2 separate regions of the Homo sapiens genome follow, and region 2 is linked to region 1. The links are chromatin contacts, found by Hi-C or POLR2A ChIA-PET in ENCODE. All regions are on one chromosome and are shown on one strand. The core of a region is the stretch at or near the end of the contact, and the rest is flanking DNA. Distances in the headings are between cores, read along the strand shown.

Region 1 (3,927 bases), core at 1,306-3,805:
CTTATATTTCTAATCACTTTATCTATTAATAAAGAAGTGAGTGCTTTCTCTTGTTTTCAAAGTGGTCTTGACATTGATATATCAGATTGTGGTTGGTGAAAATGAGAAAGACCTTTGGCAGGTCACCTTGTGTTTACCAGGCAAATGGGAAAATAAGGCTGACACAGTTTCATCATCAGCTGGTAGTTAACTTTAAGCTTTGTTTTTTTCTTCTCCATTTTAAATGAAAGATAGTATCCAATTTACAAATGGATTTGCTTCACAGTTTCTTTTTAAATGGGCTTAAATGGATCTCATAATAGCACATTTCCTTAACATGTTCTGTTAGGAAACCAAGGCATAATATTGATGATGCTATAGCATCCTGACGTTTTACTTCATTCCATTCAGAAAATCCAGAGCTGGGTCCATGGCCCATTTCCTTCTGGTAGCAGGGGGAGAGGACCTGGCTTTTCTCTGGATCCCTCCCTGGTGTCAGCTGAGAGACTTTCCTGGCTTACTCCTTTCTCTACTGTCAGGGACCCAGTACTTCCTGCTTCGTCTCTCAGGTTGGGGCTGGGAACATGCTCCCCATCCTACCTTTTTTTTTTTTTTTTTTTTTTTTTTTTGAGACAGGGTCTTGCTCTGTCGCCTAGGCTGGAGTGCAGTGGCACAATCACAGGTCACTGCAGCCTCTACCTTCCAGGCTCAAGTGATCCTCCCACCTCAGCCTCCCAAGTAGCTGGGACTACAGGTGCATGCCACCATGCCTGGCTAAATTTTGTAGTTTTTGTAGAGATGGGGGGTCTCACTATGTTGCCCAGGCTGGTCTTGAACTCCTGGGCTCAAACGATCCTCCTGCCTCTGCCTCCCAAAGTGCTGGGATTTCAAGCAAGAGTCACCATACCCAGCTTCCCATTCTACTTTTTTCTCCCAGGTTTTTTGCTGGTCAGAACTCCTTGAAAACCTGAGGTGTTCCAGCCTGAAAGGAGGCTGTATCTTGTTCTTCTTAATGAAGATGACATGATGTAGCAGGAGGAATAAAACACATTTGGAGTCAGGATACCTGGAGTTACCCTGATACTGCCTTTTTTTTTTTTCCCTGTGAGACCCTGAGCAAATCATTTGCCTTTTAATTTTGGTAGGGGTGGTGGGTGTTTAGTGTATGTGGTGTGTAGTTTGCATTATGTTACATCTGATGTCCCTCACTGCTTTAACATTACATACCACATATTTCAGAAGAGGATTTGCAAATATGATCACATATTTCAGAAGGGGATTTGCAAATTATTAGGTTCTTAAAAGGTAGGAACATAAGATTTTTAACATAGAATTTATGAACTTTTACACATGGTTGAACAAGAAACTCCTTAGAATTCAGATGTTTATACTTGGGTATGTTATGAATAACTGACATAGTCTCAGTGTATTACTATAAAATGCTGCCATTTCTGGAAGGGGTGGTATCATGTTGTGTGTAGATATAATACATATATTTTTAAGAGATGGGAGTCTTGCTCTATCACCCAAGCTGGAATGCAGTGGCACAGTCATAGCTCACTGCAGCTTTGAACTCCTGGGCTCAAGCGATCTTTTCATCTCAGCCTTCCAAGTAGCTGGAACGTGCCACCATGCCTGGCTAATTTTTTATAGAGGTGGGGTCTTGCTATGTTGTCCAAGCTGGTCTCGAACTTCTGGCTTCAAGCAGTCCTTCTGCCTTGGCCTCCCAAAGTGCTGGGATTACAGGTGTGAGCCACTTTACCTGGCCCATAAATATATTATAACTAAAATTTGCTCTTTAACTGTTTACTGAAAGTACGGGTTGTCATCCTTTTATTTTCTATAGGCCAACACGTTTAGTGCTACTAGGAGACAAAAATAATAAAGTAATACTGATAGGTAAAAATGCTATATTTAAAATTCCTAAAAATTTGCATATCAAAATTTAAGTTGTTCATATAATTTCTTAGGGGAAAATGAAGCAGAAAGAAGTTTATTTAAAAGTTATACCCTTGTGATTGAAAATCTGTCTAAAATATATCAGTTTCTTTTCTTGTTCTAGTTCAAGGTGGTAAACATAATTAAGCTTTATTGAGTATCTTGCCACAGAATGAATCATGAATGGTTACGTTTACTATGATTTTATCAATGATCTATGTGGAAGGTGGGAGATTAAATTAAATGTGTGCAGGCATCAGCCAAAAATTTATTAAATATTTTAATGCTTTACATTTTTTCTTTCAGGTAGAACTATGAGAGATAGTATATTGCAGGCTCTAATTTCTTTGGTTTCTAATGTTTGACTATATAAGAATATAATCATCATAAGATGGCAATATTCATTATTAAATTTAATTTATGCTACCACTCAAATGGTTAGGTTGTGAAATAAGATTGTTTAATAGTGTTTGAAAGATTTGTATACCCCTGAGACTCTAGCTAGCACCCTGACTGATGCCCTGACAGAAAAAGATGATTGGAGCATTCAGAAGTTATGCCTCACTCGGGGAGGGGCAGTTGAGATTTGTTCCCTGATACCAGACCCATTCCTTGAATACTTTGTGACTGATGAGATTGACTTTGGAGTGGGAGACAGAGAAAGAATTTGGGGTGCGGTAGTATCTTGGAGGCTTAAGGGAGAGCACCAAGAAGCAGATCACAGGGCAGAAGAGGGATGAGTGCCTTTCAAGAGAAGGTGGGGAGGTTTGAGAGGAGTGAGTCAATAGTGTAGAGTCCTCACACAATCCTGCCTCCCAGCTGTTCCCTTTGCCATCAGATGCTGAGTGATTTGACATTACAGATGACCATGGAGGGCAGTGTGGGTGATGAGGAAGGCTGCACCGCACTGTGGGATTCACATTAGGCAGTCCAATATAAACCAGACTTACACCAGACTCATGCAACAAATTTGCCCACTAGCCATTATTCACAAATTACTGAAGTTATCACTGACTGATAAACACAGAATACCAGCAGGTGGGAGGAAATGTTGTCTAGTTTCTATTATTAGCTTGTGCTCCATCTGCTGATTATAAAAGTTTCACTGGTTCATTTATTTTAACCTCTCAATTGAATCTTACTGCAGGAAAACAAATTGTAGAATACATCTTACTAGTTGTGGGAAATCAAATTTAATTTGAATAGCAAAAAGTAAATAGAATGATATTTTATGCTGAATCTAAGTAGCCACATCCGTAGTCTTCTTTATTAAAGGAATGTTGGGTTAGCTCAATTGTGGATAATTTTATTATTTTCATTTAGGAAACAATTACAACATATTAGATAAATGGTAAATCATTTTTTACCCTTTCTTCTCCATGATTTAAAAAATAAGAATGGAAAACATGAATTTTACATTTTTTTCCCACTGCATTAAGTTTTATTATTACTGTGGTTTGTTTTTATTTCAAACTTTTCATGTTTCATGTCTCTCAACGCTTTTTGTCCTCAAACTTTATTGCTGGAGTATTTAATAGCAAATATAAACGATTCCTATAGACTTTTGTATTTTTGAGAAAAAAGTAGCAGCACGGACAATCTCAGTTGGTTTTTTTTTTTTAAACAAAGTACTGTTTTTCAAAAGAAACTATAACAAACAGTTGTGGACTTTGTTAGGGCTTGGGTAGGTGGGCCAGAAGTCATGGGGTGTTACTTGGATGACGTCATAGCTCAGGGTCTGGTTCTTAGCCCAGGGAGACTCACCCTTTCTAGGTAAACAAACTCCAAGGTGCCTGATGTTTAAACCAGAACTTGTTTATTAACGTATAGTGAAAAGAATTCAACAGCCAAGTGGTTTGGACATTCATGTTGGATAGAAGACTAGTACATTTTTTTCTATCAGAAAATCTGTATGAGAAGCCATAGTATGCCTGGAATTGGAAGTAATAGGAATTATGTTTTGACCAGCAAAAAATTTTTATTGGGATGAAGTCCAGCCTACCAATTTTT
Region 2 (3,964 bases), core at 1,393-3,892, 35 kb before region 1:
AGGGTCAATGTGAGAATAAAACAATGAAATATAAGGAAAGGGGCTTTTAAACACCCATTGTATAAATGCTTTTTACATATGAGCAATACAGATCTGCTGTTGTTAGCTACAGGATATTGTAAGTTGGGTTTTTCAGTCATAAACTACCTGTAAAGTTACATGGTTTGTCAGTGATAATGCTATTTTAAGAAAAGGATTTTTGTCCTATCCAAATTCTTCGAAGTTGGAATTGAAGGATCAAAGGAGAATCAGACTTTGAACTCAGGCAGACTTGGTTTTAATTCCTTCTCTGTCCATGACTAGTTGTGTTTACTTGGACAATTTACCAAACTTATCTTAGCCTCAGTTTCCTTATCAAAGGGTCATGGTTGTGGTGATTAAATATAATAGTGAATGCAAACAATTCTGCTACCTCCTTGGCACATCAAATGCTTTATAAATGATAGCTTACCCATGGCCAGATGTTCTTCTAAGCACTTAATATGGTATCCTATTTAGACCTCCCAAGAACCCCATGAAGTAGGTACTATGATTTTCTCCATTTTCAGTTCAGAATCTGCTGAGAAAGGAAGAAAAACTTTGCCAAGGTTGTAGTGTCAAGAAGTAGTAGAGCTAGGATCTGAATTCAGGCAGTCTTTACTCCAAAGTCCAAGCTATTTACTGCTACGCTTTTGCCTCTTCTCTATGGAATACACTATTATTATTAGCATATTGACCCAATGTTACCCTTCCAAGAATGCATGGGGTAAAGGCTGTTTTTAAAAACAATCCCAAATGTTGCTTCTGCTCATTTTGACTGGTTCCTTAAATGGATGATTAAAATTACTGTGTGCTGACTATATTCATAAAACTGGGTGCTACTGGGTGTCAGTCTCTGATGAAGGCTCAGACGTGCCTTCAATGACCTTACTCATTGTAAAGGAGACATTTTTGAGAGACCTATGTCTATACATGTGTGGTCTGTAAATGAATGACTTTCAGGGACTTAATTGCTAACCCTTTTATTTCAAGAAGGTGTCCCATATGATGCCTGGTTGTTACTTTATGAACTAATGTGCATACAAATGCATATCGAGCTGTAAGAAAACTCTAGTAACCTTAAAGACTTACTGGGACAGTGGTTCAAACTCAGATTATAAACCAGTGGTCAGGATAGAAAAAAGAGATGTGGTCTTGCTTTGTTTGGAGTAACAGAAGTAGGCCAATTGCTGAGGAGTGCTCCAGTTCTATCTCAAGTCAGTTTTTTTTTCCCACGAGTACACAATTTTTTCTTTCAAGAGGAACTCATCCCTATCTAAGCATTAATGGAAAATGGTCCATAGTTCACAACACCCAACGCTAACAAAGAAATAAAAAATCATGGAGGGCAAAAGGTCAGTATATGTGAAAGGAGGAAATAGGGAAGGAAGATTTAGACAAGACGTGAAGTTGACATAGGTCAGACTGTCAACAATCAGCTGATTTATCTAATAATAGCAGTAGCAATGAGGTATCATCCTGTCACTGTACTCCAGCCTGGATGACAGAGTGAGACCCCACCTCCTAAATAAAGTAGTAGGTGCAGCAGCTAATCCTTATATAACACCAGACATTATTCTAAACTTCATTTACTATACAACTTTATGAGTTAGGCACTACTATCGCTGTTTTACTGATGAAGAGAGTCTCAGAGAGGATAAGTAACTTGCCCATGTGACACAGTAAGGAGTGAAGATTCTATGTACAGCAGCCTGACTTCACTGTTTTTTTTTTTTTTGAGACGGAGTCTTGCTCTGTCGCCCAGGCTGGAATACGGTGGCGTGATCTCGGCTCACTGCAACCTCCACCTCCCGGGTTCAAGCAGTTCTCTGCCTCAACCTCCCGAGTAGCTGGGATTATAGGTACCCGCCACCACGCCCGGCTAAATTTTGTATTTTTAGTAGAGACGGGATTTCACCATTTTGGCCAGGCTGGTCTTGAACTCCTGACCTCGTGATCCACCCGCCTCGGCCTCCCAAAGTGCTGGGATTACAGGCGTGAGACACCGCGCCCGGCCAGTCATTACTCTTAAACACATCCATTTACATGCCTGGGTATCAGTTGGTTCCTCCAATGGACGCTTAAACTCACCCACTTTAGTATATGATACACATATATCTAATTTAAGGGAACTGTATCCATTTTACTCAGTTTAATGGATACTAGTACTATGTAGAATGAATAATAAGGAGAGAGCAGGAGGGAGGTGATAAATATGGGGCAGTTGTGAACCTATAGGCCCGCCGCGGAGCCCAGCAGCAGATGCGCCTGTGGGCTCTGGGGGGCAGAAGGGAGGGACCGCAGGCTGGTACTCGGCAGCCTCGCGGCGGCCGGGAGCTCAGGCGCAGGCGCGGCCCGGCTGTCAGGCGCTGATGCGCGGGGCCACCTGCAGAGGCCTCCTCACCCTGTCCCCGGGATGTCCCCTAGACGCGGACCCCCGTGCCCTCCTTGCCCTGTGCTGTCACAGAGTGACCTGAATCCTCCCACGCCAAAAAGATGGGTGGAAGAAAGTATTTCCAACCCTCCCCCCGATCATCCCTTACCCAGGGAGAGCCGCTGGCCCCTCAGCAGGGGGCTGCGCACAGCGGTGGAGCGATCTGCGGCTTTGTTTCTCAGGCACCTGTTGTGGATCCCAAATAGAAACGTCGCCCTTGGGGATCCGGGACCGGGCAGCCAGTGTCCGGGGGTGGGCGTGCTTGGCCGCACGGTCCACCAGGGTGGGCGGGCCTGGGGAGGGGGCCTGGGGCGCGTGGCTCTGCCTGGGAGGGAGGGGCCGAGAGGCGCCGGGGCCGGAGCTGAGCCAGCCGGGGCGCTGACCGCCGCGCTCGCCCCCTCCCTTCCGCCCTCCGCCCTCCACCCTCCACCCTCCACCCTCCACTCTCCACCCTCCACCCTCCACCCTCCTCCCTCCCTCTCTCCCCGGCGCGGGCGAGTGTCTGCGGCGCGGCGGCCAGGAAATGCCGCAGATGCGCCGCGCAGCATCCCCGGTGAAGGCAGCGCGCCGGTCCTCCCGCACCGCTGCCGCGGCCTCGGCCCGGCCCGAAGCACGCGCCTCGTGCAGGGCCAGCAGAGCGGTCAGCGCGGCCGCAGAGGGTCCGGGCGCCCGCCGGCCCCCGCCCGCCCTCGCCGCACGCCCCGCTCCTCCGCTTGGCGTGGCGCTGCTCGTCGCCGCCCCTGGGCTCGCTGAGATTTGCCGCTGCTGAAACCCGAGAGGGACTCGGGCTCCCGGAGCCGGGCGGCCCACCATCGGCCTGCCCGGAGGCCTGGGCGTTTCCTTTGCCGGCCCTGGCGCCGGCAGCCCCCTGCGCCCCCGCTCTGCGTCTTCGGCTTCCGTGCTTCTCCCCAGCGTGCTGCTCCTTCCTCTTTTCCAGTTCCCAAGGCTGTGTCTTGCTGACTGCGATACTGTCCGGGGGTTACGAGGGGGAGAGGGGAATTTGTCAGTCATCGCTTAGATAAACTTCGGCATGGCGGGTTACCTCTCCCCTGCTGCTTACCTGTACGTGGAGGAGCAGGAGTATCTCCAGGCCTACGAGGATGTCCTGGAGAGGTACAAAGGTATGTGGTCCCTGCCCTGGGGCTGCGGAGCTTGGCACTGATCAGAGAGGCAACCGCTGCCTTTCCTTAATCAGAGCCACCACTCCTTGGGCACGAGTAAACAGGTGTCTGGACCAGTCTTGGGAATGGACCAGGTCTTTTTGCACGGGATTTAGTACCCCCAGCGCAGGGAGGATGGTGGGGTGGGCGACAGTCCGGAGACGCCCTTAGATGAGCGGTAGAGAGGGGGGAAGGGGGTTGTTTCCAAGAAGCACATTGCGTTTTCTCTCCCTTGTAAAAGCTCTTAAGCACTACGCGTAATCATAATTCTTCCTGGGAGGGTGGATACCGATTATTCTCTATGGGATTACTAAGGCATTGCTGCTGCTGCTTGGCTAGGGTATTGGTTAGC

What was found. A loop is a pair of places that touch in the nucleus more often than their neighbours do. ChIA-PET counts read pairs that join two places held with the same protein, here RNA polymerase II (POLR2A). Pooled maps may share reads with other maps.
Region 2: a map of PC-9 shows a loop between it and region 1 (4-fold over the local background). The contact joins the promoter of DST-AS1 here to the enhancer-like site in region 1. A Hi-C loop is called at or near these places in 21 of 168 maps with a recorded cell type or tissue (Caco-2, Calu3, K562 and 13 more), 4 of 37 single-sample maps with no recorded cell type and 9 of 50 pooled maps. POLR2A ChIA-PET finds 5 or more read pairs at or near these places in 8 of 52 experiments (A549, GM12878, HEK293T and 5 more).

The regions. Positions count from the first base shown.
Region 1 is chr6:56,807,865-56,811,791 of GRCh38, reverse strand. All of the region lies in intron 4 of DST (dystonin), which reads left to right. Among named protein-coding and RNA genes, the nearest start is that of DST-AS1, 34 kb to the left of the region's middle. Within about 2 kb of position 2,555, at least 4 of the 41 ENCODE cell types and tissues checked have a DNase peak (open chromatin) inside an H3K27ac peak, as active enhancers do; they include IMR-90 and PC-9, where a contact is called at or near this core.
Region 2 is chr6:56,842,664-56,846,627 of GRCh38, reverse strand. It overlaps DST-AS1 (DST antisense RNA 1), which reads right to left and starts at 2,642. Exons shown (of 4, transcript NR_125866.1): 1 at 2,562-2,642. All of the region lies in intron 4 of DST (dystonin), which reads left to right. RefSeq lists silencers at 2,220-2,359, 2,700-2,899, 2,990-3,249 and enhancers at 2,333-3,200, 3,201-3,964.